Linked DNA regions of Homo sapiens: all the other regions are linked to region 2. A link is a loop called in an ENCODE intact Hi-C map of the cell type or tissue named here. Cell type or tissue: dorsolateral prefrontal cortex. All regions are shown on one strand. Each heading gives the region's core, and the rest is flanking DNA. Links, peaks and the distances in the headings are about the cores only.

What was found. Peaks named below come from ENCODE experiments on the same cell type or tissue, not always from the same donor. Only the 100,000 strongest peaks of a DNase experiment are listed, where the experiment ranks them.
Region 1: it touches region 2 in a loop (2.7-fold over the local background); 11 of 110 quality-filtered maps call a loop at or near these places.
Region 3: it touches region 2 in a loop (2.3-fold over the local background); 3 of 110 quality-filtered maps call a loop at or near these places.

The regions. Positions count from the first base shown.
Region 1 is chr2:235,750,249-235,760,074 of GRCh38, reverse strand. AGAP1 (ArfGAP with GTPase domain, ankyrin repeat and PH domain 1) reads right to left here. Exons shown (of 18, transcript NM_001037131.3): 6 at 9,587-9,721. All of the region lies in intron 3 of LOC105373942 (a long non-coding RNA gene), which reads left to right. Among named protein-coding and RNA genes, the nearest start is that of TNRC17, 240 kb to the right of the region's middle. In dorsolateral prefrontal cortex, for the core only: no CTCF peak of the experiment used is centred there; no DNase peak of the experiment used is centred there; H3K27ac peaks cover 1,553 bases.
Region 2 is chr2:235,427,929-235,437,754 of GRCh38, reverse strand. No RefSeq gene overlaps it. Among named protein-coding and RNA genes, the nearest start is that of AGAP1, 61 kb to the left of the region's middle. In dorsolateral prefrontal cortex, for the core only: CTCF peaks have their summits at 3,589 and 3,788; a DNase peak (open chromatin) is centred at 3,614; H3K4me3 peaks cover 1,429 bases; H3K27ac peaks cover 1,588 bases.
Region 3 is chr2:235,547,154-235,556,979 of GRCh38, reverse strand. All of the region lies in intron 1 of AGAP1 (ArfGAP with GTPase domain, ankyrin repeat and PH domain 1), which reads right to left. Among named protein-coding and RNA genes, the nearest start is that of TNRC17, 34 kb to the right of the region's middle. In dorsolateral prefrontal cortex, for the core only: CTCF peaks have their summits at 4,697 and 4,896 (motif pointing right); a DNase peak (open chromatin) is centred at 4,869; H3K4me3 peaks cover 998 bases.

The DNA.
Region 1 (9,826 bases), core at 2,316-7,315, 320 kb before region 2:
AGTGAATATGGAAGATTTTTGTCTCAGTTGATGTGCCAGAAGCTTCTCTCATCAGTAAAACATGTGCTTTTATAGCTTCATGAGGGTAAGAATTTTTCAACCCAAACTAATTTTTTTCTAAAAATAGTAACTCAAAAGTATTTTTCATTTTGTTGGATTTTTTTAAACCTCTGAATGTATGGTTTACTATACAAAAAGCTTTATTTTAGTTTTGGTATTAATTTGCTATTTCAGTTTATAATTTAACCCTGTTGTAGAAAGAGCTTCTTTGGTTAAGAACTGAATTCGAAAATGCATATGAAGAAAGGAGTTGACAATGTCATGTTTCATAAAAATGATCACCATCAAACATTTATGTATTTTCCCATCCAAATATAAACCAGGGATATGGCATAAGAGAAAGACCCACACAAACCCACCAAGGCTTCTTCCTCACATGTGCGCCCCCACCAACAGGCTGAATCAAGTCTCCTTACAGTCAACAGCAGGTCTGCACCTCTCCCATTCGCTGGGAGATAAGCTACTAGGCAGGTCAGATGTGGCTCTTCTGGAGACCATCTGCAGATTCTCACATGCACTGGATGGCCCTACATGTGAAGCTGCCAGGGCCGGGCGCGGTGGCTCACGCCTGTAATCCCAGCACTTTGGGAGGCCAAGGCGGGCGGATCACGAGGTCAGGAGATCAAGACCATCCTGGCTAACACGGTGAAAGCCCGTCTCTACTAAAAATACAAAAAAATTAGCCGGGCGTGGTGGCAGGCGCCTGTAGTCCCAGCTACTTGGGAGGCTGAAGCAGGAGAATGGTGTGAACCCAGGAGGTGGAGCTTGCAGTGAGCTGAGATCACACCACTGCAGTCCAGCCTGGGTGACAGAGCGAGACTCCATCTCAAAAAAAAAAAAAAAAAAAAAAGAATGACATCAACAACCCTAGGGCTAACGACACCAGAATGTCTCCCAAACCAGCATCAAACCCCCTTATATGACCGGGTGCCATGGCTCATGCCTGTAATCCCAGCACTTTGGGAGGCTGAGGCGGTCGGATCGCTTTGAGCTCAGGAGTTCGAGACTAGGCTGGGCAACATGGCAAAACCCCATTTCTACTAAAAATACAAAAACTAGCTGGGTGTGCTGGCACGCACCTGTAATCCCAGCAACTTGGGAGGCTGGGGCGGGAGGACGGCTTGAGCCCAGAAGGCAGAGGTTGCAGTGAACCAAGATTGTGTCACTGCACTCCAGCTTGTGTGACAGTGAGACATTGTCTCAAAACAAAACAAAAACAACACGCCTTACGTGACTTGATCATTTAACTCTTGAAGAATGTTTTCTGCTCAGCCCCCAACCCCCATTTGTATTGGTACCGCATAAGTGCTGCCAGAGCCTTACAGAGGTCACTTTCTTCATGTCATCTTTGTTCTCAGAAAATGTTCAAATATGAACCCCCTTAATGAAGTGTAATTTAAGCAGCTGAACCTCTTTCATACTGTCCCAATACACATCTACCACCCATCTGTCCCAGGAAGTCTTAGAAATAAGACTTTCAATGTGTGGAGGGGGTGAGGGTGTAGAGACGGGGACAGTGATGAGTACAGGTGCACAGCCAAGACCACAGGTAGAAACGGGAAATGATGGCCTCGCCTGACACCAGCTGCACCATGTACCTCTGGGAAGGCAGCATTTCCAACAATGTAGTCCCAGCTGTAAACTGGGCCTAATAAGATCCACTATCCTACATCATAAGCCGTTAAATTGTTGCATAATTATTAGTCATTACTACAAGTGATTAAAAAATGGACAATTAATGACCCATTAATCCACCTTTTCAACATATATCAAGTGCCTAATGTACACATATACATGGCTTGCTTTCAAGTGTAAAAAATCTTATTTTTTGAAGTATTCCCTCGCTAACACACATATACACACACACATGCACGCATGCACACACACACTAGTTCCAATCTAATCTGTAATAAAGGAGAAAAAAATAGCAACAAAAACAAATCATAAAACAGGCCACCCCGACAATGAAAATTAAGCTGATTTCAGGAAAGAATGGAATAGGCTTAACTGATACATCCTTTAACAGCACAAGGACTGTGGTGTGAGCAAAACAAAATGGTCCAAGATGATGCAGGACCCAGGAGAAGAGGCCCAGAAGACTGCTTACATTCACAGATGCTCTAGTGCGTGCAATTAGGTTGCACAAACGGACTCATTAACATAGCTCCCCTGGTTCTGGACACTCCTGTAATTAGGACCAGGCAGCTGCAGCCATTTAATGTGAGATGGGGTTCTTTGCACACACCAGGATTTCAATCTCTGGAAGCAAAGCATCAAGAGCACACCGAGGCTCCCTGACTTCCCGCACAACCTTGGTAAAAATCATGCAACCTCTCCCAGCTCGGGCTCTCGGCATGGGTTAGATAGGCCCAGGTGAGCCGTTACTGGGAAGGGACAAAAGACAAATGGAATGGCTTCTATAAAAGTGCTTTCCAGAATGTTAACTGCAGCACAAACATAAAAAGCCAGGGGCAATGAGGTCAAAGGACTGACATGGATCTGCCTAGACCAGGAACTACTCTACCAGATAAACACCCATCCACCAGGACGATGTACACAGCGTGTGAACAGAGGAAGCCCTAATAAGCCACAAGGCTGTGGCCACACTAGCACCTGGCACACAGAGCCCGGGAGCACTAGCACCTGGCACACAGGGCCCGGGAGCGCTAGCACCTGGCACACAGCGCCCTTCCAGTGCCACTGCCCAGCTTTCCCATACACCTAGAACCTACTGTCTCTCCCTCCACAATAATGCAGATCTGTTCTAGGACAGAAGTCTATGTGAGATCACCAAACTGGCCCTGGAGACCGTTAAGCAGAGAGATGATAATTTGTAATTTATCTCTTTGACATGGATCTTGACCTGGTCTAACAACTACTATCAAAGTTCTGCATGTAGGTTTTCCTATGGTCATATGAATACAAGCTTAAGACGCTGACGTTTTGGTGGGGAGCACGTCCTAGCACAGTGCAGATCATATATCTAATGTGATGTTCTGAACTGGGATTTAACAAGTGACTAGAAGGTTCAGAAAATGCATGCAAGAATATTAAATTCTATATAGCAGCAGTCCCCAACCTTTTTGGCACCAAGGACTGGTTTCATGGAAGACAATTTTTCTGAGGATCAGGGGTTGGGGGGCAGGTGGGGGATGGGGATGGTTTTGGGATGAAACGGTTCCACCTCAGCTCGTCAGGCATTAGAGTCTCCTAAGGAATGCGTAACCTAGATCTCACGCATGCACAGTTCACAACAGGGCTCGTGCTCCTAGGAGAATCTAAGGCTGCTGCTGATCCGACAGGAGGCGGAGCTCGGGGAGTAATGCTCACTTGCAAGCTGCTCACCTCCTGTGCAGCCTGACTGGGGACCCCTGCTGTATACAAAACATGCTGGGATGCAAATAAACAATCCATGCATAAAACCACACTGTGGACCACTCACGTACATCTTTATCAGCTCATTCTAGGAGAGGGGGAGTGAAGAGAGAAAGGGCATCGAGCTGCTTGGAGAAGAAATGAAAACAATTCTTTGTACCACTATCAGGTTGTACTCCTGATTGCCTATGAAAGGGAAACCCCTCTTTCTTTAGGAATCAGGGGCCTTTAAAATCCCACATGCCATACAGCTACCACAAAGACACCATAATTTAACAATCATAAACTATGCCCAATAAAAGTTAGGGTGCATTGGCTCAAGAATGTCAAAACCAACAAAAAAACCCTGATCCTGTCTCCCCGATTGAACAGATGCCACAACACAGGCCCCTGTGTTCCTCTGTGGCACCGCCACCCGCAGCAGAGAAAGCTCCGAACACGCTACTCAGGAAGACGAGAAACTCAAAGCATTTGAAGACAGGCTAAAATTTACACTCTCCAAAACCTAACTGCAGGGAACGACAGTGCTGAATGCACCATCTCCAAGAATATACAGGCAGAGCCCGCTCTCCACTCTCTTCCTCCCAAGGTGCACGTGTAATGCTCAAAGGGGCCCTGTTGCTACCTATACACAGCTTGCTACCACCTTGAACATGACTTGGCCTTCTGAAGGGAGGATTTATTTTTGTCACTAAGTTATAACTATTTTAGGTGACCTTTCAGCATGTAGGCTGAAAAATCCCATCACCAAAACTATACCCTTCCTGACCTTCCGGAGACCTGACTACAGTCCCATGTCAGACACACACTCTGTCTGTCCAGAAGAGCTGCTTGCTGCCACTCAGAAAGCTGCTTCTTCATATGAAGTGGGAAAAATGTCTCTTTAAAGAAGAATCGCAAGCTGGGTGCAGTGTGTCATGCCTGCAATCCCAGCACTTTGGAAGGCCGAGGCCAGAGGATCACTTGAGGCCAGGATTTCAAGACCAGCCTAGCCAACATGGCAAAAACCAGTCTCTACTAAATAGCCAAAAAGTAGCTGGGCATGATGGCGCACACCTGTAATCCCAGCTACTCAGGAGGCAGAGGCAGGAGAACTGCTTGAACCCGGGAGGTAGAGGCTGTAGTGAGTCTAGATCGTGCCACTGCACTCCAACCTGGGTGACAGAGACCCTGCCTCGAAAAAAGGGAAGGGGAAGGGGAGGGATCGTAGGACCAGAGGAACAATGTCTACATGGAATGAACTTTATTTTTCTGTAATCCTTCATGTTCATGTATCCAGGCCCTAGGAGAACAAATCAACAGGGACTTTTGAAAAATTTAATGCCAAACACTGAAATCACCATTTTAACTTTAAAAATAGAAAAACTTGTATATAGGTTATTTCCCAGTTGCAGGAAGAGGCAAACAGAGCCATGCAGAATCTGACAGGCACAGAGCCGCTGGCTGTGAAGCAATCTAGGAACGAGAGCCCTGTGCAGTCCCTGCAGACGGACCTGCAGCCCCCAGCTGCCAAGTCCGCACATCCAGCCCGCCCCAGCCCCCAGTGCCTCCCTTCCCCAGGGCTCTGCTGAGAATCCAAACGGTTGGGTACCCACAGCCCACGTCCGGCTCAGCTGCCCAGGTCAAGCAGAAACCATCTTGTGGAACCAGCTCACCCAGCCCCGCAAGCCACACAAACTCGCCTGTGAGCAGGAGCGAGAACGCTCCACCCCCAGAAAGCAGCCTGGGCTGCCACACTTCTTTTCCACCCCTGAGCAAGACACAAGGTCATGTTTCTGGGTGACCGTTTGATGTTTACCCTCCCTAGTGGACCTTAACTTCACGGAGGAAGGGACCCTGCCTGCGCTTCCCAATCTGCCTCTAGCCCCTGACCAGACGCACAGTGTGTGGGAAGCTGGTGCTCAGATGAACGAGTGACTGGGTGGATGAACCAGCCTGCTAGGCTGCTTCCCAACACCTACAGCCACTTGCCAGTAGCCATCTGGAAACTCCATGAAAGCAAAGTAAACAGGACCACACAAGCGAACAAAAAGTGAATGCAAGGTTTCTCCATTCATTTTTACAATGTCCTTTTGTTACAAGACACTAAGAAGTCAAATGTTGGAGAAGAAAGAATGAGGTCCCTGGCCTTTTAAATGAACCTCGGTACAGAGCCAATCAGGAACATGGCCTCCGCAGGGCAATGGAAGCAGCTGGATTTTTTTTTTTTTTTTATTTACAAGCCAAACATTATGTAGAAATTACACGCTTTTCCTTTATGTTTTCTTTCTACCATATACAGGTATAAAAAGTAAATAAACAAAGTAAGCCCTAGGGCAAAAAAGAAGCCAGAGAGTTATCAAGAAATGTGAATAAACTGAGTCGGCGAGCAGGCAGGGGCCCTGCTGGCTGGGTGCATCCCCTGCAAGGCCCTCCCCAGACCTGTGGGCAAAGCTGGTGTGTTCTTAAGGCCCCAGGACCTGATTTGCTTCCATTTTAATGACAAAATGTCCCGGTGCTGTGGTTAAGTCGAGGCTCTCAGGTCCCAAGATGGGGGATCCAGTCCAGGCTGTGTCCCTTTGGGTCAAGCTATGTCATTTCTCTGAGCCTCAATTTCTTCAACTTTATATAAACCTTACAATGTTTAACTTTCCTTGAGGATTTTTACTTTGTTATTAAGGATTGCTAAGTACTGAATAAAGCTCCTACTCAGCAACTACTTTTCTCACTAACAATGAGAGTGTTTGTGATTTACATGAAAATACATATACAAATAAGAAACCATATACCATATAACTATGATATAAAATATACAAAGTAACTGATTTTATTTTAAAAATGTTATCTTCATATGAAAATATTTTAAGGACAAAAAAATCGCAATAGTCACGGAAGTTGTAGCTTCACAGGTATTTGCTTTTCAAATTCCATAAAATCCTACTTTTTTTTTTTTTTGAGACAGAGTCTCGCTCTGTCACCCAGGATGGAGCGCAATTGTGCAATCTCAGCTGACTGCAACCTCCGCCTCCCAGGTTCAAGCGATTCTCCTGCCTTGGCTTCCTGAGTAGCTGGGATTACAGGTGCCTGCCACCATGCCCGGCTAATTTTTTGCAATTTTAGTAGAGATGGGATTTCGCCATGGTGGCCAGGCTGGTCTCGAACTATGGACCTCAGGTGATCTGCCCTCCTCAGCCTCCCAAAGTGTTGGGATTACAGGCCTGAGCCACTGCGCCCAGCCAAAATCCGAATACATAATGAGAGTGTATTATTTCTATAATACGAAACTGGAACGGAAATCTCCTGTGCCCATGAAAACGGACACTCATCACAGCATCACCTGGGGAGGTGCGACATGAGCTGTCACAGTAACGGAAACGCTTTTTCTGAATATTTTAAACTAATATTTAGAAATATCAGTCCTTATTCTCCTCTTGCCACCCCCAACCTGAAGAAAACGAAATGCTTCCAACACAGAGGTGGGTGGCTGCCTGTCCTCTGCCTTGAACGTGCTGGGTGTGGTATGGAACTCAACCCAAATTCTTATACTGAAATCCTGACCCCCAGGGGAATAAGAGGTGGGGCCTCTGCCAGGTGACTGATCACAAGGGTGGAACCCTGTGATGGGTTAAGTGCCTTTATGGGAAGGGACTGGCGAGGGCTTGTGTCCTCTGTTCTCCACTATGCAAACACATATCCCACTAGGAGGATGGCCCTCAGCAGACACCACACCCACCAGCACCTGGCCCTGGACTCCCATCCTCCGTAAGTAGGACAAGTAAAAGTCTGTTGTATAAGCCACTGGGTCTTGTTAGAGCAGCCAGAACGTACAAAGGCTGTTTGGCAGGAAGGCAGCATCATCCTGACAACCCCCAGTATTCATTAATTGACAACATTATTTTTATAAGAAGCACTCATCAATTTATGGAAAACTCATGTATGTTAACCGTGATAAATACAAAAGCAAAGGAGTCACTGTGGAAACTAAACTTATCCAGACAACTGAGTCCCTGATATCCTGCATCGGGGACCGGCAAGCTCTCTGCACGGGGCCAGAGAGTGAATATTCTGGGCTTCTCAGGCCGCAAAGACCCTCATCTCTGCTGTCACAGCTGGAGAGGGGCCCAAACCCGCTGCAGCCCATCGACACAAAGCGTGGCTCTGCGTCATGAAAAGTCTATTTACAGCCAGGCGCGGTGGCTCATGCCTATAATCCTAGCACTTTGGGAGGCCAAGGTGGGCAGATTGCCTGGGCTCAGGAGTTTGAGACCAACTTGGGCAACATGGTGAAAATCCCATCTCTACTAAAATGCAAAAAATTAGCCAGGTGTGGCAGCGTGTACCTGTAATTCCAGCTACTGGGGAGGCTGAGGCACAAGATTTGCCTGAACCTGGGAGGCAGAGGTTGCAGTGAGCTGCCATCACGCCATTGCACTCCAGCCTGGGCAAAGAGCTAGACTCTGTCTCCAAAAAAAAGAAGAAAAGTCTATTTATGAAAACAGGCAGCTGGCCTCATGCACGGGCCTGGGGACCCTTCATCTACGACGCTTTACTTCAACATTCACAGGGGCCTCGGCAGCGCAGCGGCCGACAGTGACCTTGCTCCATTAGGGTGCACCTCTCAGAAGAGCTCTAAGGGCCTCCCTGCACAGTTCTTCCAAGTCTCACTAACATCTCACTCATGTTCACCAGCACGGCTTGAAATGAGGTTTACTCCCCACAGGACATTCTCCCGACAGAGGCAGCAGGAGGTGCCCGAGATATACGTTAGTGGAGGGAAGAAGGGGCTGTGGGACCCCAGCGACTTTGTGCTGATCCTCAGGGGACCCTGCGCTTCTTCAGCATTGGCACTGGATAAGGCGAGAAGAAACCTAAGCCATGAAGCAGTAACTAGGACCAACGTGCTGAAAAACAGGTAAGTATCTGAGAGGCAGAGATGCGCGGGAAGAGACGGCAGGCTTAGAAAGGAACCTCACTGCTCCAGGAAAGAAAATGTGAAGTTTGAGAACTGATGTCATCTTTGAAACTGAGTTGAACAGTGAATGTACAGAATCCCTACAATTTCATCTGAAGACTAATTTAAACATGTAATAGAAAATTGCCCCATTTGGAGGAAGTCCCGGGAACAGTCCTGCAGCCACTGCTTTCACCGTGGGTCTTCAAGGTCAGAGCGCGGCGAGTCCTCCATCACCTTGAAGCGGCTCCAGCACTCTCTGGAGAGCCCGAGTGTGGCTGCCCTGCTCTGCCCCCGACAACCCCCTGGGCACCAGAGCAGGGGGACAGGTGGCTCTGCCCCCATGGATTTAAACCAGAAGGGGAGAGGACCCTACAAGTGACTTCCACCACTCCCACCAGCAAGGGGACCCTCTGCCAGAACCATGCCTCTCCCAAGCTTCCAACTTGAAAAGACTGGCTTTAGAAGTATCAGTCCTTATTTACCCCAGACCCTCCTATCCCCAGGGTGACGCCACCTCTCCCGCCCACCCCACGCATCTGCACAGGCTCCTCTCTCATAGACGACGTCTGGCGCTATGATCATCCACAAGTATGTGACCCTCTTGCAGAACCTCATGCTCTCCTAGGAGAATTTTCTGTCTGATTTGTGGCTGTTCCTGAAGGTAGGTGATCAATAATGAATAAAATAACCTAAAAACAATTCCAAAAGGCTGGTCCTCACCCTCTGCTGTGAGTGGTATCGTGTCATTTTATTATTTTTTTGGTGGGGGGAGGTCCAAACTTGACTCTCTCTCTCCTCCTTTCAGTTCTCTTCTCAAAGCCTAATATCAAATATTTAAACTGCTTTAAAGGACGGGACTGGATTAAGAATGGGCAATTACAATAAAGAAATGCTCACAAACAAGTTTTACAGAGCACATGGATGAGTAACAGCTCAAGAAATGTTCTATCCTGTACACAAAAAGGCCCCATAGGAGACACACAGACCCAACACCAGGCTGTTCTCAAGCCATGCCTTGTTGTCTCTTCTGAACACAGCACTGTTTATATGAAACATACCTGAGAATTGCCTCTGGAATGGACTGCTCTCGATACTAATGCCCACCCATCAACGACATATTTCCACCACCCACATGCACAAGTGCAGGCAGGACTGACTTCTTGAAGTGCCTCCCGTCTATCATGAACTGAAATTAAACTCCCAGCCACGCGCATTTACCGTCCTGGAAGACCCTCTCCACATTCAGCCCGTATGTAGCACACGTCTCGTAGTACGTGCACCGTTTCAGGTCGTTGGAGAGCTTCCTCGCCCTGGCGTCATCGATGACCCTCGGGTTAGCAGAACTTATGGCATCTGGAACAGAAGACCAAAAAGTAACGGCACAGTGACAATGACAGCTCTAAATACTTCCTACACTCCCCACAACACGGAAAACCAGTACCTTACTCAGCAGAAATG
Region 2 (9,826 bases), core at 1,696-6,695:
AGATGGTGGAAGGGTATGGGGGAGAAGGGAATGAAAAGAAATTAATAGGTACAAATATACAATTTTATGGAAGAAATAAGACCTAGTGTTAGATAGATCAGTAAGGTGACTATAGTTTACAATAATCTATAGCAGGGGTCCCCAGCCTCTGTGCCGTGGACCGGTATCAGTCCATGTCCTGTTAGGAACAGGGCTGCACAGTAGAAGGTGAGTGGCGGGTGAGCAAACATGATTGCCTGAGCTCTGCCTCCTATCAGATCAGCGGGGGGCATTAGATTCTCTTAGGAGAACTGTGTATGCGTGGGATCTAGGTTGCATGCTCAACTGATCTATATACATTTCAAAGTAGCTTGAAGAGAATTCAAATGGTTCTAACATAAAGAAAGATAAATATTTGAGGTGATGGATATTCCAACGACATTGGTTTGATTTTTGCAAACTATATGAATATATTACATTATCACATGTACCCCTCCAAATTAATTAAGCATATGAGTGGTTCAATTTTCTTTTGCTGCATTGATCTATATCTCTATATTTTTTGTCAATACCACACTATCTTGTTAACTGTAGCTTTATAGTAAAACTTGAAATCAGGTAAAGTAAATATTCTGTCTGATTTTATTCTTCTTTTTCAAAATGATTTTGGCTATTCTAGGTCTTTTTCCTTTCCAAATTAAATTTAGAATTGACTTTTGAATTTCTACACAAAAGAATTGCCATTTTGAAAAATGAGGGCAGAGACTCTATGCGAAAAATTTCAGATTCCCTAACTACTTAGCAAATTGAATGAATGAATGAGCAAATGAATAAACAAATCATCTAGGGACCAAAGGCAAATAGCACATTAGAAGTGAGGAGCCTATTAGAATGATTTTGAACGGAGGCTCAGAATTTATTCTGAATCGTATTGAATTAAAAAAGTTAAATAACTGGGCCGGGAAAAGTGACTCATGCTTGTAACCCCAGCACTTTGGGAGGTTGAGGTGGGTGGATCACCTGAGGTCAGGAGTTCGAGACTAGCCTGGCCAACATGGTAAAACCCTGTCTCTACTAAAAATACGAAAATCAGCTGGTTGTGGTGGCATGCACCTGTAATCCCAGCTACTTGGGAGGCTGAGGCAGGAGAATCGGCTTGAACCCAGGAGGCGGAGGTTGCAGTAAGCCGAGATCATGCCACTGCACTCAGCCTGGGTAACAGAGCGAGACTCCATCTAAAATAAACAAATAAATAAATAAATAAATAAATAAATAAATAAATAACAGGGCCTATTCCTTTTACAAGCAGTTGAAATATAAGCTTGAGTGGCTGCAGTAAGAATAAATTCTGAGTCTCCATTCAAAATCATTCTAATAGGCCCCGCACTTCTAATGTGCTATTTGCCTCTGGTCCCTAGACCATTTGTTTGTTCATTTGCTCATTCATTCATTCATCAACCTGCTAAGTATTTAGGGAATGTGAAATTTTTCACATAGAGTCTCTGCCCTCAAGAAGCTATAGTCTAAAGACTAAGATGACAACTGGCTCCATTGAAGGGCAAGATAATAGTAATAATATCAATTAATCAATTAATTAACCTAGTAATTTAGTAAATAGTTATGGAATGCACTCAACAACATTTCTGGGGAAATGTGAGTAAACAAGTCCAAGTCCTCGCCCTCATGGGATTAGCACTCTGTTTAGGAGAGGCGGACAATAAACAAATACATGTGTAAAACATCGGTGTGTCAGCTGATGACATGTGTTGAAACTAGGGAATGGGGCCGGGCGCAGTGGCTCATGCCTGCAATCCCAGCACTTTGGGAGGCCGAGGCAGGTGGATCACCTGAGGTCAGGAGTTTGAGAGCAGCCTGACCAACATGGTGAAACCCCATCTCTACTAAAAAAATACAAAAAATATTAGCCGGGCGTTGTGGCGCATGCCTGTAATCACAGCTACTCAGGAGGCTGAGGCAGGAGAATCGTTTGAACCCAGGAGGCGGAGGTTGTGGTGAGCCAAGAGTGCACCATGGCACTCCAGTCTGGGCAACAAGAGCGAAACTCCATCTCATAAAAAAAAAAAAAAAAAAGAGAAAGTAGGGAATGGGACAGGGAGTGCCAGATCGGGAGAGTGCGAGATCAGGGTGGTCAGAACAGGGTTCATTGAGAGGTGACATTTGACCTCTGCGTGTGGAGTTGCTTACTTCCCTGGCGAAAAGCATGTCCGGCAATGGAAAGAGGCAGTGTACTGGCTGGGGATCTGGTCTGCTGAGACAGAGCCTTATATAATGTTGCGTAGTCACAGACTGACATCCCATCACCTTTGCCATATTCTGTTAGTTGGAAGCAAGTGACAGGTCTTGCCCACACCCAAGCAGAGGGCACCACAGGAAGGTGCCAACACCAGGAAGCTGGGATCATGGGGACTGTTTCAGAGTCTTTCCACAACAGGGCATTTTTCAAGGAGGCCAAATGGCATTTGAGGTTCAGAAACCCACCTCTCTGACAACAGCCCACCTAAGCACATGGAGAGTTTCTCTGTCCTACAAGTTTATTGAGAACGGGGACCTCTGCCTTATGTATTCCTGTACGTTCAGATTCTAGCTCAACGCCAGACACATAGTTGGCACTCAAAAAAAATGTTTGTGGCAATGAATTAAACGAATGAAGTTGTGTTGCATTACAGAATAGTGAAGTAACTGGCAAAGGGGGACCATTCCGTCCAACACTGAAGGAGATGGAGAAGACGAAGGTGAAAGAAGGTACAAAATAAACACATCTGAAATGGAAAGGGAATGGATATAGACAGTTTTGCATGCTTTCTGAAATATTTAAGATCTTCTTATTATTAAAGAGTTGTGTAAGGCAGTCACTAGGAACGAGAAATTGTCCCCCTCCAACAGGGCATGCTGTGCACATGATAAGCCTTTCCTGATAGGGAGGTTGGAGGAGCAGATGAGCAGAACACCGAATCTGGGGGACATCCTCAGGAGGGTCCCCAAACCTTATGATATTGTTAGGGTGAAGGGTTTACAGTCTGACCTGGATTATATTTCATGCAGTCATGAACAGCTGTGGGAAAATTATGACCACAGAGCATTGATTAACTGACCAATGTCAACATAAATGATGGTTTTTGGTGGGGTATAGTGGCTTAAGCCTGTAATCCCAACACTTTGGGAGGCCAACAGGTGAATTGCTTGACCTCCGGAGTTCGAGACCAACCTGCGCAACATGGTGAAACTTTGTCTCTACCAAAAATATAAAAACTAGCAAGATGTGGTGGCACACACCTGTGGTCCTAGCTATTCAGGAGGCTGAGGTGGGAGGATCACTGGAGCCCAGGTGGTGGAGGTTGCAGTGAGCTGTGATCATGTCACTGTACTCCAGCCTGGGTGACAGAGCAGGACCCTGTCTCAAAAAAAAAAGAAAGAAAGAAAGAAAAAAGGATAGTTTTCTATAGTGCTTCACCTGGTCCTGGTCAACATTTAAAAAACCTGAAGCTCCCTTGCTCAGTAGGGTCTATTGCTCTTTGGTGACATTTGTTCAAGTCACAGTTCCTCAGCTTAGATCAGCTGTGTCACTGGCCTTGCACAGTTCCCTTCCTGGCTATGATGGATGCCAAGGTGGCTGTCTTCCAAGTTCCGTCATTTCCACTGCACTCATTAGATCTTGTGTTGCTCAGCCTTATATCAGCAGTGTCAGTTCCTCTCCTAGCCGTGGCCATCTTCTTAGCGTGAACTTGTTATTAAAACTAGCTAAGACCTTTCCAGAGGCTCTTCTTTTAGCCAAATGAGACATCTGGTGGACACCCAGCTCCTCCATATATTTCAAACCACACTTTGTTTTTGCGATGGATTTGTGATTTAGGATGTAGGATGTGTGTGATTTAGGTGTAGGATGGAGTCATATGCCTCCTCTGAAAGGCCACACTTTCTCCCAGCTGAGTTGTTTTCCTTTCCTGGAATCAGCCTTCTTCTCCCCCCACTCCTCTCCTCCCCAAATGAGTTTCTACTCTTTCTCCATAGTTGCATTTACAAGCTCAAAATTCTGCCTAACTCAGCTGACAGTTTCAAGGCAAGCTTAGAGCAGCTCCCTTTGGTGTACAAAATGAGAATTCTTTTTAATGATGGTGAAATATTTAAGGCTGAATTATACTACTCAACTTAAACCCTTTAATGGAAATTACAAAAATATTTCCCTTATAACCATTTAAACCTGCCAAAAAGGTCACGAATGTGCAAGGAAGCATTTCAAGGTCACGCTGGAGACCGTGTCCTGGGCTGTGATTCAATTTTCGGTTGGGAGGAGGGCACACATGTGAAGTGGCGTCCCTTCTAGCTTTGGGGAAGTTATTTCTGTAAGTCCGGGGAATGTCTCCGTGGGTCCTGGGCAAGTGGCTCTTTTCTCGGCTATGTTCTCCGAGGGGAGAGAGCCTGTCTGCTTGGGTCAAGTCATGTCCTGTGAAGCCAGAGTGCTGTGAAGGTTCTTGGCACGGACTAGCTTTTGTGCCCTTAGCCACAGTGGTCTTTCCCTTGGGCTCCTTCCAACAGGATGGTGTGGGCATACGGTGCCAAATGGCCCTGAAATAGAGTCAGGGATGTGAGCACAGAGTAGACAGCTGCCTTGTAGCCTGACATCCGCCTAAACGCCCCACTCCATTCACAGGGCACAGGAAGAAAACCTGCTTACGTTCACATCACAGACCGGCATGAGTGCATTCTCACAGTTGAATTTTCTATATTTAGGCTTTTCCTTCATCTAGGGAAGCACCTGCAGGTTACTAATACCCCAAGGTGCTGATTGTTTTTTTTTTTTTTTCTAGAAATCAACACATCTAGGGGTTAATAGGCTAGAATGACACAAAAATAGTCCGGTACTTGCAACCACTAAAATATGTTAAAAACGAGCAGAGGAGTTATTCTAGACAGTTGGCACAAAAGTCAGAGCATCTTACTAAATAAAAGCTCATCTTGGAAACTTAGCATTGCTTTATTATACAAGTAATATGTGATCATTGCTGAAATATCGGAAGATTCAGATAAAGCAGGAGAAAACATGGGGAAAATACTTGTAATCAGAGGTAGCATTTAAGGACTTCTGAATGTCCTTGCAGAGTATTCCCCGTGTTATGTGGAAATAAATCACATGCCATTTATAACCTTTTTTTTTTTTTTTTTTTTGGGATGGAGTCTCACTCTGTCGCCCAGGCTGGAGTGCAGTATCCTGGCTCACTGCAACCTCTGCCTCCCAGGTTCAAGCGATTCTCCTGCCTCAGCCTCTTGAGTAGCTGGGATTACAGGCACCCACCGCCACATCTGGCTAATTTTTTTTTTGTATTTTTAGTGGTGATGGGGTTTCACCATGTTGGTCAGGCTGGTCTCGAACTCCTGACCTCAAATGATCCACCCACCTCGGCCTCCCAAAGTGCAGGGATTACAGGCGTGAGCCACCTTGCCCAGCCAGAACCTGCTTTTTTACTTAATATATTATGAATAACTTTCTATATTGATTAATTTATTTCTGCAGTATAACTTTTAAGGGCTGCACATTATTTCATCATATAGTTGTGCCATAATTTACTGAATTGATTCCTTAATTCTTGACTGATTAAATAGCTTCTAATCTTTCACCACAATTTTTCTAACAATAGTCATGAATGTTTGTAACATTTTTGTTTTGTGTCCCAGGTACACAGGATTGGATTGGGCATTATCTCCAGCTTGGGGCACTCTATCTTCATTAATCCATTTAAAAAAATATTTCCTATTATTTTTTTTTTCTTCTTCACCCTCATTCCACGTCTCACTCCATTTCTCCCCCTAGATCCTACTTTTGAGTAATTTCTGTGGTCCTTCCGATCTATCTTCCATTTTCTACACCTTTATTTACATGCAGGTGTAACTGGTGAAAGATATATATTGCTTTACGTGTTTTAAAATGTGAACTTCTTAATTTTCCTTCAACATTACGTAGTGAGCATTTCTTATGTTGGTTTGTGTAGCTTCCTTCCTCCCTTTTGATTTCTGGGGCTTATTCAATCACGTGCAGGAACTGAATGTCGTGTGTCTTTCCATCCTGGTGCTGGACTTTTAGATTATTCCTAACTTTATGCTATTATAAGCAATGCTGTAAGGAACATCCTCATAAATGTACTCTAGTGGCCTGATGTGCAAGTTTATTGGAGGTATTTACCCTGGAGTTGAATTTCTAGGTACCATTACATGTGCAGAGTAATTTCCATTAATTAGCTTTGCCAGTTTATACTCCTACTAATGGTATATGGGGACTCATGCACTGCCCCCCACCCCCCAATAGGATCTCGTTTAAAATTGTGGGCCAATCTGATAGTTACAAAGTGACCATTTTTACTGATTTAATTTATGATTACTAATAGGGACATTTCATTATGTGTTTTTAGCTATTTTTTTTCCATCTGTGAATAAACTCTTCATAGCCTTTTACCACCTTCTATTTTTTCATTATACATTCTAGGCTTAATTTTCTTTGTTATATATGCTGAGGTCATCCTTCAGTCAATTATCTGCCTATTAATTTTATCTCTGAATTGAAATCTTTACCTTTCTGTTGGTCTTAAACCATAAATCTCCTCCTTTATGGTTTGAGCTTTCAGAATCTTATATAAGAAATCATTTCTCACCCCCATAGAACAGAGTTCTTTCTTAATTAACTACTTCCTTAGAATACATTATTTAGAAATGGTATTGCTGGGACAGTAAGTATTTATTAGATCCTTTTGCTTACAATGGAAAGAAATTTAGCTCAAACAGCATAATGTAATCAAGGAAATTTATTGGCTCACTTAACTGAGAGATCAAAGGCATGGGGTCAGCTTCAGGAACAGCTGGATCCAGGAGTTCAAATAATGTAATGAGGGCATTGGTGCTGTGTCTTCCCATCTTTGCCCTGTTGCCTGGGCTTGATTTTCAAGCAAGAAGTCTCTATGTGGTGTCAAGAAGGAACACTGGCCAGTTTTGTCCCATGAAGTCTACAGAGGTTGCAATTGTCTTTCCTGGTATCCCGGGGAAAAGTCCTGAGGAAGGCTTTGCCTAGTAGCTTTGAGGTAGGAGGTGGGACTTACTCCAGAGGTGGGGCTTGGACACTGGACTAAATTGAGGATTAGGTAAAACAGGTCCAAGGCGGAAGTAGCTTTCCATAAGACACGTACACCAGTGTGCCATGTCAGTTTACTATTGCCATGGCAACACCCGGAAGTTACCACCCCTTTCCATGGCAATAACCCGATGACCCAGAAGTTACCACCCCTTTCCTAGAAATTTCTGCACAATGTGCCCCTTAATTTGCATGTAATTAAAAGTGGGTATAAATATGACTGTAGGACTGCCTTTGAGCAGCGACTCTGGGCACACTGCCTGTGGGGTAGCCCAGCTTGCAAGGAGCCGTACCTCTGCTGCTGCTGTGCAATGCCGCTTCAGCAAAAACTGTTGTCTAACACCACAGGCTCGTCCTTGGATTCTTTCCTGGGTGAAGCCCAGAACCCTCCTGGACTAAGCCACCATTCTGGGGCTCGCCCGACCTGCATCAGCTTGAGTCTCACATCTACCCTTGGGAATAGGGAGAAATGGCTCTTGATTTGAAGCATTCTGAACCGCCCCCCACCCCGCCGAGAAAAGGAGAACAGTGGTTTCCCAGAAGGGGACATACTGGACAAATAAGCATATGTCCATATTTTTTTACTTTGTGATACATGTTGGTTCCAGAATAGTGAACCAATTTCCATTCTCAGAAATAGCCATGAGTGTGTCTATTCCTTTATGACACCCTTCCCGACAGTAGGTATCATCATTTTAAAGACATTACAAGTTTAATAGACAAAAGACGACCCTGCGATTCATTTGATTTTTTGTTTGTTTTGAGATGGAGTCTCAATCTGTTGCCCAGGCTGGAGTACAATGGTGCAATCTCTGCTCACTGCAACATCCATCTCCTGGGTTCAAGCGATTCTCTTGTCTCAGCCTCCCGAGTAGTTGGGATTACAAGTGCCTGCCACCATGCCCAGCTAATTTTTGTATTTTTAGTAGAGATGGAGTTTCACCATGTTGGCCAGACTGATCTCGAACTCCTGACTTCAGATGATCCACACGCCTTGGCCTCCCAAAGTGCTGGGGTCACAGGTGTGAGCCACCATGCCCAGCCTGATTCATTTAATTTGATTTTCTGTGATTACTATGGGGGTTGAGCATATCTTTAAGTATTTATCAGTCATTTGCTTTGAAGGGGTTTTCACGTATTTATTGGTCATTTGCTTTGGCGTGTGACATGGTGAGATCATTTCTTCCCCTTCACAGGGCACAGCACTTGCTGGGTAATAAGGGAAATGGCCGGTTCTCTGGTTGGGATGCCTAAATCTGAACCTGGGAGTAGAAACTAGGGTGAGATTCTATTTTATGAAACAAAGGTGGGCCTGCCTTCAGCAGAAGCCTGGGGATACGTTTCCTAACCTATTGTTGTTTGCCTGATAACCAATGTCACTTTCTTTCCCCAACCTGGCAATAGCTTATATTATCATTCATTAAATGGGAGTCCTTCTGAATTTCTGTCTTCTACATATTCATGGAGACTGGGGGTTTTTGTCCAGGCACCATTTCGGACCAGAAGGTGAACGCTTTTAGATTTCAGAATCATGGGAATGTCCCCTCCTACTCTGTCCCACTGGATTACAGGAGTGTGGACGAGGATACAGCACCAGGCACACCTGTGCTTTGATGATTCACACCTGAGACCACCAGCAGTCTCCTCCTGCTGGAGCTCCGTCCATGAGGCTTCTTACCACACGTCCTTCAGGCACTCTCCCAGAATCATGTTTGTCGCCCACAGCAATCATCTCTCTGTCCAAGGCTGGCTGCCTGCTGGCTTGCTTCCTCTTTGGCCCTGCGGTGGCCACTCCAGTGAGGTCCAGCTGGGTGCTTGACCAGTCCGGCTTCCCCTTCTGACCCAGGACCTCCTTTCTTACCAGGGACAGATGGGGTCCCTGCAGCAGAGAGCAATGCCTGAATGGTCAACCACTCTGCATTCACTGACAGCTTTCATTGTTTTACAGTGCATAGCTTTTGAGTGCACCAAAATCATGATTCCCATTCAAATCCTTCAGAGCTAAAAAGTTTTTCTTCTTTTTAAGAGAATTAGTTCATATAAATATTTAAAGTAACAGATACAACACACTAAACAAAACCGAACCCAAGAAAGCCTTCGAAACCGTCGTTTTATTTATGTCCTTGTGAAGATTAGTCTGGGATTGATAAAGAAGGATAGGAAGCGGTCCCTTTCCTCTGGGAGCACGCAGAGTCAATGGCGGGACAGGAGAATGCTTCCTTGGTTGGGGTGTGAGCCAGGGACCAGTGGGAGTGCTGCTGGTGGCCGACTCCACCCTCAAGGACCCTCACACCTGGCTTCTTCATTGTCCTGCCTCTGGGAGACTGCACCCAGCATGAGGAGAGTCACTCAAAAGCTCTCCAAGTTCCTGCAGAGTCGCCTCAGGGGCCCCTGAGACCGTGCCCATCCCATGGTGCTCCTCTGAGCGCACTGACTGATCCTCCACAAGTGCCGCCATCCTCCCTGCTGATCCTGCCCCCGACAGCTAACAGAGCGATGGGGCTGCTGGAGGCCCAAGTCGGCCCCCTCCCGGAATCAGCTAAAGTAGGTATCTAGGCAGGCCAGGTTCCCCAGACAACCACGCCTTTTGTTCAGGAATCTCTTGGAGCTGCCAGGAAATCCAGAGATGGTGGAGGAGGGCACCCACCCATCCTGGGTCCTGGGGAGCTGACCTGGTCCACCCTTCTTGTGCTGGAGCAGGTCAGTCATCAC
Region 3 (9,826 bases), core at 2,513-7,512, 120 kb before region 2:
GTGCACTAAACGCTATATCCTCAGAAAATGATCAAACCTGGATTTAAAATAAGACAGCCCTCAGTTCAAACTTGACTTCTACATTGCCAATGAAGAGCAAAAGACCACACAAGCTTAGGTCAGGAATTTAGCCAAGACACTTCCAGTAACACATTCACTCCAGGGTAAATAAGTGCCACTTCTCAAATATACAATAAGCAACGACTTTCAGATTCACGATCTTACAGTCTGAAAAGTTTAATATTCATCTTACTGTACTTTCTAAGGCAGTAGACACATATAACTATCTTACATTCATTTGTGTTAATTTACATATAGTAGCATGTTATTTACTTGCACATAGGGGAGAGAGGGAACCAGAGTATTGGAAAGGAAGACCACCTTCCACTGAACTCAGCAGAAGGCTCCTGATGCCTTCCCTCCCCCAAGGTGCCTGGTCAGAGCAGAAAACAGGTAAACGGTTAGGCACTCATGGCCCTCTGCTGAAGCCCTTCTCTGGTTTGTGTCACCCCAAAGTCCCCCAAGACTGCCTTGTCCCATCCTGAAGACCTAGGTGTGGGCAGCCTGGACGAGACTGGCCTGGGCCTTGGGGTCAGTGTCCCTCCTCTCTCTTCTGTAGCCACTGGAGCAAAGGGTAGCCCCAGAATGCAGAAGGCAGGTATAGGCCAAGGACAAAGGGGACCCAGGGGGTCACAGGCTTGTTCTTGGACCTGGACCTGGGGGCTGATCAGTGGCCTGGACAGAAAGGGTGCTCTGTGATTGGCCAAGGCATGAGGGGGCAGCTCTGAGGAGCTGCTGCAGGTGTGCAGGCCACGGTCCACCAGGCTGGCTCCCTCCCACATGCACAACCCTTCTTCAGGTCTCAGTGCCCCCGTCCATCCTTCTGGAGGCTTCCAGAAGCCAAGCTGGAGGCATTGCTCTCCTGCAGGATGCTGTTTCTCCCTCACATGTCCCACGTGCCCCACAGGCAGAAACACAAGGACACAGCAGATAGGTCTACATCGCTTTGTTTTTGAGGTCTAAGTATTGCTTTGCCTCATTGTGTACATGGCCCAGAGCAGGTGCCCCAAATATTCCTCAGCCAATCAACCAACCAACCAATCAATGCCCTGCACAAACCTGCAAACTCAGGCCTCACACACATGGCATGACCCCGAACCAAGTCACTATTTAACTTCTGTAACTCAGAAATGAGTGATGACCCCCAAAGTCTCCTCTCCTGAGCACTTCAGCCAACCAGGGCTTCACTACGGTCTGAATCACAGAAGGAGACTGACAAGGCCAAAGCAGAAGTTCAAAAATGTGGTTTGGGCCAACTTCCTTATATTCTGCCAAAAGGAATCTGATGAAAAGACCCCAAGGCCTGCATAGCTCATGCACAGCCCGGCCTCCAAACATGACTACCTCTTCCTGCTGCAGGACAGCTGGCGGTGGCAGAGGGAACATGACATAAGCTGCCTTCGCTTGCAGCCAGTGACCCCCATGCCGGCCCCAGTCCAGCCCTGGATGTGCCTGGAGAGTGTGCCCCACATGCCTATTCCCTGAGCTCCACCCATCCACCTGCTTGAGGTCCACGTGTGTCACTGGCAGGAACCAGCCATCTATGAGCATCTTCCTGTGCAAGTGGCCAGGCTTTGCAGACTGGACTGGGGACTGCCTTTACTCAGACACTAGAAATGGAGACCAACGAACACAAAGAGACAGGGCAGGGCGGCAGGTTCTGTGCATCACAGAAGTGGGTGGGAGCGGCAAGAAGGATGGCACTGCAGGGCGGGCAAGCCTCTGGCTCCTTTAAGAAAGACTTTAGAAACATCCATCTGGAAAGAAGAATCAGCAACCCCTGTGCCTCTGCCTAGGAGCATCCAGGCTGACCCTGGCGGCCGCGCTCTCCTCATCCCAGCCCCACCCCACGATGCTGAGAAGGCAACTGCTCCACCTCCTCTCCAGGACCCTCTACAATTGAACTGGCTGGAGAGAAAGCATTGTTTGAAAAACTCAAGAAACAATTCTGGCCAGGCACCGTGGCTCACACCTGTAATCCTGGCAATTTGGGAGGCCAAGGCAGGCGAATCACCTAAGGTCAGGAGTTTGAGACCAACCTGGCCAACATGGTGAAACCTTGTCTCCACTAAAAACACAAAAATTAGTCAGGCATGGTGGCAGGCGCCTGTAATCCCAGCTACACGGGAGGCTGAGGCAGGAGAACTGCTTGAACCTGGGAGGCAGTGAGCCAAGACTGCGCCACTGCACTCCAGCCTGGGCAACAAGAGCGAAACTCTGTCTAAAAAAAGAAAGAAAGAAAGAAATGGTTCCGTGATTTTAAAAGGGAAAGGAAAGAGAAGAAAGAAACAGCTCCAAGTGGCATCAAGGCATTTTTCAAGGCACTTGGAACCTCCAACCACAGGCGTGTAAATGGACCATCCTCCCTAAAGCTGGAGCCCTTCTGGTGGTTTCCTGAAAGGCACTGGGAACAGCAGGCCCACATGCAGCAGGGGCTTCTGATTAAAGGGCTGTAACACAGCAGCATGGCCTGGCGTTTTCTTTCCTTCCCAGGAAATCAATGCCCGGGCACAGGTGCCCCATCTCTACTCTGGGGTTGTCAAGAGCTCACCCCTGGGCCCTGGGAGGGACCTCAAAACAAATGTCACTTGGCCCAGTCACATGCAAACTTCCCAAATAAGAAACCCAAATAAATGGTGCGGAGCAGCTAAGCAGGCCACTCTCTGCTTCAGCGTGAGCACCGTAAGGCAGGCTGGACCACGCTAATTAAAATGAGATGCTCAAGATCAGAGTTCCTAATTACCTGCCAAATTAATGTGCTGTCTTATAGGCTCCTTCTGCTTCTCCCAAAAGTCCTACCTTCACTCAACCTTTCTATTTTTGAAGATCACTTTCCCCAGAGCCCTTCGGCAGGTCTCCTGCAGTGACTGGGTGGTATTAGTTACAAATAAGCTTCCCTAAATTTCTGGCCAGAGGTGAGTCACACAGAAAACCTTTGTCCACCCAGTAAGGGGTCCAGGAGGGCTGACCTCAGAGGGCTGGTCTTGGCACACGCCGCACCACGGGGTGGGGTGGGAGGCGGAGGCAACCGTGCTTCGGGATCCTTACGTGGAAGTTCCTTTCACTTATCAAGTGAATCAAGCCATTGTCGGGTGGAAATACGACGTCAGTTGCTCAGCATGAGGAGTGCCACTTACGAATGTCACATGTGCTCAGAGGTGCCCTGAACGCTCCTCTCCTGCACCCCACCCTCACCTGCTTGAGACTCTGGCAGTTGGCTCCCTCCAAATCCAGGGCCCTGGAGGCAACTTTCCAAATGCTGGCTCCAGACGTAAACTGTACCTGGGTCACCAGGGACCAGGCTCCACTTCACGCACAAATGCCACACCCCCAAATGTGAGCCAACAGGCCAGAGAGATGCGTGGACTCGCCTTCTTAATATTGACAATGATGATTCTAGCAGAAGCAATTGTTTACTAACTACTCACCATGTGCTAGTGACCTCAAATCAGTTCTTAACTAATCCTAGCAACACAATCATGTAGTTTTTAAAACTAGCTGTGGGATTAAAGGAGAAGTATGTAAACAACTATGTTTTATTAAAAATTCACAGGAACATCGTGACCTGACCAAGACAAAAAAAAACCCAACTTCCTCTGACCCCCACTGCCTCCCAGATGTCCAGTCGTTGGTCATCTCTTGATCTCAACCCCCTCCTCTTCCCCCAGCCCTTAATATAAAAAGCCTAAAATCTGTACTGACTTAAGACAGTACTTGAGAATGTTAGTTCACCATCTTCTTGGTTTTCAAATATACCTGCTGTTTCTCCCACCAACCCTTGTCTCTCAAGTCTGGCTTTCGAGTGGTGAGTAGCTGACTGTATATTCAGTTATAGTATTAATGCTACTTGCAGATGAAATAAAGCAGAGGCTCAGAGGAACCACCCAGCTAGGGAGCTGACTGAAAACTGAAACCCAGATGTGGCTGTCCCCATACCCTTCACTGTGTCACACACACAATCAGATGCACATGTGTGGATGTATGTGTGTGAGAAGTTACGACCAAGGCAGGCGCTGCCTCTCTGCACTCCTTGAGCCCACAACAAGGCCTCCAATGCTCTGCAGAGTCAGAACCCGGCTCAGCAGAGAGAGATGGGGCCCATCACACTCTGTCAGGCACTGCATTCTGCAGCTGGCTTTCTGAAACTCAACTCTCTCCACTTTGGCCACTGCTCTCTCCTCACTCTTCACCTCTCTGAACTCTCCTGGTCTCCTTTTCCTCCATTCTCTGGGTTAAGCCTCTCTGCATCCCTCACCCACAACCCAGCTCCAAACCTCTGCCAGGTGTGTGTGCACCTGCCCATACGCCGCATCCCCAGTGCCTGGCCAATGGGAGCAGCATCCCCCTACACACATTGCGGGTGAGCTCATGAGGGCAACTGAATCCAGGTGTGAATGAAGGAGTAGCAGAAAAAATCCCACACTTCCCAGGAAGTCCATTTCCCAGTGCTCTGCACTGCACTCAAGCAGCCAATGGCTCTACTTGACTTAGTTGGTCTTCCTGACCTCCAACAATGCCAAGCCTTAAACACATAATGAAATCCCACTTGCATTATAACGACACCAAGGCAGCACTCCAAACCTGGCTTCCTAAGCTACTTCCAGTTATTAAATGTCCCCGATAGGATTTCTTGGCACCAATGTCTCTCTCTTTCCTGCAGAAACTGTATTTCTCAACACCAGCAATAAGCAGAACTGCAGGTGGTTCTCAGAAGCCCTGTCCAGACTACCGCGGCCAGAGTTACGGGGCAATGAACACCAAGCACACAACAAACACTTCCCTGCAGGCCCCTTCCAGCGGGTGGCAGTACCGCGGCCAGTTATGGGGCACTGAACAGCCAAGCACACAACAAACAGTTCCCTGCAGGCTCCTTCCAGCAGGTGGCAGGGACCAGAGAAAAAAACATTAGCTCTACAACTCCAACTAGAGTTCTTTCAAGAAATCTTGTGAACTTCCTTTTTAAAAGACGGTAAAATTAACCAGGAGAAAGCTGGGATCGCCCTCCTGGCTCCTCACAGCTGAAAGACAGCAGTGGCCGCCTCCAGCATCACTAGAAGCTCCTGAGGCCCAGCAACGCTCAGTTTGTGTTCTCCAGAGGACCCTCTTTCTACGCCTTCAGGATCTACCAGTCAAGGTGAAGAGCAAAGGTAACATTCAGAGAAAGTCTTTTAGGGTTTGTCCTGCTTTCCCTAAAGATGCTCCACTCACAAATGCTCAGCAAACATCCTGCAGGAAAGAAACAGCACCCACCTGCCACGTGCCTTGGAAAGAAAAACGTTTTAATTAGTCTCACAAAGTGTCCTTAGAATGCATGCAGCTCAGGCTGGCAATGGTAGTTGATGCCTATAATCCCAGCACTTTGGGAGGCTGAGGTAGGTGTATCCCTTGAGCCCAGGAGTTAGAGACCAATCTGAGTATCACTGGACGACCCGTCTCTACAAAAAAAATCAGCCAGGTGTGGTGCTGCGCACCTGTAGTCCCAGCTACTTGGGAGGCTGAGCTGGGAGGACGACCTGAGCCTGGGGAGGTTGAGGCTGCAGTGAGCTATGATCAAGCCACTGCACTCCAACCTGAGTGACAGAGTGAGACCTTGTCTCAAAAAAAAAAATCTGTCTAGCCCCTCTCTCCTCACCCTTTCAGAATCAACTCAAGAGATGCAGAGGCCTGGAAATCCTGATCCAAGAAGGCATACAAGTGAGACATGAAGACCTTTCCCGGGTGGCCCCACCTCAGATGACATCAAGCAACCAACTCACACCACTGGAGGTGGCCAGGGAGGTGGGATGCCCCCGACCCCCCACTTCTCTTCCTCAGAAGCAAACTCACTCTTAAGAAACACTATCTATGGCCGAGCGCGGTGGCTCACGCCTGTAATCCCAGCACTTTCAGAGGCCGAGGTGGGTGGATCACTTGAGGCCAGGAGTTCGAGACCAGCCTGCCCAACATGGTGAAACCCCATTTCTACTAAAATACAAAAATTAGCTGGGTGTGGTGGTGCACGCCTGTAGTCCCAGCTACTCAGGAGGCTGAGGCAGGAGAATTGCTTGGACCCAGGAGGTGGAGGTTGTAGTGAGCCGAGACAGTGCCACTGCACTCCAGCCTGGGCAACAGAGTGAGACTCTATCTCAAAAAAAATAAGATAAAAATAAATAAACACTATCTCATCAGCATCAAAGAGCTCACTCTTTGGCCACAGGAAGGATTTGCGATCGTCACTACATTCCGCATCATGCCCGGAGATCCCCACGCCTCAGGTGTGGATGGTGCTGATCCTGTGCTACAGTCCTGCTGGGCCCTCGGCACCTCTGCGGCAAACACACCTGTCTGTGGCTCCCAGACCGACGCCTGCAGACCCTCATCAACTCTGAGTCTGGAGTCGCAGGTGTGGGGTGGGGCCCAAGAACTGGCATTCTAGCACACTCTGGGCAGGCACTGACACTGCTGTGAATGGCATTTGAGGAGAGGAAGGCAGAGCTGGGACCAGGACCTGACAGCCCGTGTGCATGCTCAGTGACTCCCAATGACGAACAGCTATGAGAAGTCACTGGCAGTGATTTTATGAAGAGCTCAAAAGGCAAAGGGAACACAGAGCCCCAGAGAAAGAGTGCCAGAGGGGACCCTAGTACAGGGCATGAACGTGGGGACGTGCCCTCCTCGCCAGTCAGGGCTGCGGAGAACACTGTGACGAGGAGGTGCCTCGGGCTGCCTGTGTGCTCGGTGATAATCCACCTGCTAAGACTGCCACGGGTGCTGGGAGTGTGCAGGCTGCACGCAGGATGATGGTTCTGCCCCACTCAGGGTCTACTCCAGATGTGGACATGCCACTTGATCTCTGAAGCAGCAACCCTACCCGTCCTTCCTAAAAATGTACAATACAAGGACATCCATCATATTATACAGCTGCAGACACCAAAGAGTTATGTGAGACTACCAGAGCCAAGGCCCAAGGCCCAGGTGGTTCCCCCACCACTGAAGACAGCTTCACACCTGTGGTCATCCGAAAACGTCCCCAGCCTCTCATCACCCTCCACCTGCGCAGGGCGAGTCCTCCCACTCACTCCACTAATCCCCATGCTCCCGGGGATGTTAGGCCGCGGTGAGATGCAACTAGGATGTTGTCTATACCTGTTTGTTAGAGTAAGAATCCTGAGAGGTGTAAACAGTTCTATATAGAACGCGAACTGCTAAGAGCACTCTTAAATGCATGTGAATGCTCGTAAAGTATCAATACATTTGCCAGGTGCTAAAACGTGAACAGTATTAGGCTCATTTTTAAAAAATTAGATGGTGCCAAGGAGTTTTAAAGAAACAAAAGTAATCCAAAGGAACAAAAGCTGCCCACAGGCACGCGGAAGACGGAGGAGCAATGCAACTCTGTACGTGAAAAAGGCTGCCAACACCATCTAGAACAGCAAGGCTGGGCTAAAGGCACAGGCTGGAAGCGAGGGTCTCATGCTGGCTGATGAACACCCTGCATTGCCTCCCAACCTCAACAGCATCTCTCCAAGTAGCTGGGGGAGCTCTCTGGGGTCCTCTGACAGGAGGAGGCTTAAGCAGTCTGCAACCCTGCACGCTGACCTTCCCAGGTGAGAGCTGGCATCCCAGCAGGCTGCACTCGCCAGCTCTCTCCAGTCATCCCTGTCCTCCACGTTCCCCCCAGCTTTGTCACCTACAGAAACCAGGCCCTTCTAGTTTGTATTCCTTAGAAATAAAAGGTCTGGAAAATCCTGCTGAACGTGGCAAACTGTCCTCAAAGAACTAGGAGGTATAAAATCCAGGAAGAAGAAGGCTTGAATGATTTAGTCATTAGCATGAGCTCCAAGTACCCTGGGGTTGTGTCTCTACAAGGAGAGCAGGTCCCAGTTTCTGCACAAGCTGCCCTGCAGTGCTTTCCACCCAGGCTCGGACCACCTTGCAAGCAAAGCAGGGCAGGTCCGCTCCAGAGCAGGGGTACAGATGCTTTTTCTGTAAGGACCAGGTACAAACACAGCCAAAGGCAATATAAGCGAAAGGCTATGGCTGTGTTCCAATAACCCTTTATGTTCAAAAACGGGGCAGTGGCCTGAGTTGGCTAACCCACGTCCCAGAGCACCCCTAGTCAAACGCATGGGTACTTTTGTAATGAAAGGTGCACTCTCACATGAGCAGATAACTCAGGTTCTGCTGCCAAATGAGTGGGCTGCAAAAATCAGTGCTTTGGGGTTTTTGAATTCCAGATAAGGGGCTGCAGGTCTTCATACATCGTGGCATTTTTTTTTTTTTTTTGAAGACGGAGTTTCGCACTTTTTGCCCAGGCTGGAGTGCAATGGCGCAATCTTGGCTCACTGCAACCTCCACCTCCTGGGTTCAAGTGATTCTCCTGCCTCAGCCTCCCGAGGAGCTAGGATTACAGGTGCATGCCACCACGCCTGGCTAATTCTGTATTTTTAGTAGAGACGGGGTTTCACCATGTTGGCCAGGCTGGCCTCGAACTCCTGACCTCAGGTGATCCACCCACCTCCCAGAGTGCTGGGATTACAGGTGTGAGCCACTGCGCCTGGCCCATTGTTGCATTTCTGAAGGTAAGTTGGAGAGTGCTGAAAGAAATCTGAAAGTGGAGGAGAAGGAAATGGGAGAAAGTGAGCCGATTCAGCAGCACCAGCCTGCAGTGCATTTTACATGAGCGACACTACAGGAACAGGAGAGCAGTGTGGCGTGCAGGGCAGCCCTGTCACTACCAGTCCAAGGGAGACGAGACGCAGTCCACTGAGTGCTTGACTTAGCTCTCTGCCCTAGGACAGGAACAGCAGAGCAATCGTGCCATTTGTTTTCTTGCTTTAAAATGGACACAGCTATTTCTCACGACCCTGGGGCAGAAACAGCAGCCTGAGGCCAACCCTCTGTCCGCAGCTTGGCTAACAAATATTGTAGCTGTCACCGCTATACCTGCATTCTCATGAAATAATTCAGGAACCGTGTGCTAAACACAAACAGGCGTGGAATTTCACCGGGCTCTTTTCTGTTCAACGCACAGACACCAAGCATCTGCCTGTTGCCTCCATTACCAAGTTCACCCTGGCATTTGCAAATTCAGCTTCTCACGGGAGCAAGGGGAAATAAGACCAACCCCACAGTAGAAAGGACTCATGGCCGGGCATGGTGGCTCACGCCTGTAATCCCAGCACTGTGGGAGGCTGAGGAGGGCAGACCATTTGAGGTCAGGAGTTCGAGACCAGCCTGGCCAACATGGCAAAACCCCGTCTCTACTAAAATACAAAAATTAGTTGAGCGTGGTGGTATGTGCCTGTAATCCCAGTATTTTGGGAGGCCGAGGCAGGCAGATCACCAGAGGTCAGGAGTTTGAGACCAATCTGGCCAATATGGTGAAACCCCATCTTTACTAAAAATACAAAAATTAGCCAGGCGTGGTGGTGCATGTCTGTAATCCCAGCTACTCTGGAGGCTAAGGCAGGAGAATCGCTTGAACCCGGGAGGCAGAGGTTGCAGTGAGCCGAGATCGCACCACTGCACTCCAGTCTGGGTGACAGAGCGAGACTCCATCTCAGAAAAAAAAAAAAAAAAAAGTCAATGTAAGCAGCATATTACTGCCTGGAGTTTTATTCAGGTGATAGGAGGAAAGAGTAAAATTTAAAAAGAAGTAGAGACTTGCTAAAGAGATTTCTTAAAGCCTTCAAGAATCAGAAGAATAAAGTGTGTAACTCTGGACGTGGGCCTCAAGCAGCTAGGCCATCTCCTTGGAGTTGATGGTGTCCCAAAGCCACTGCCC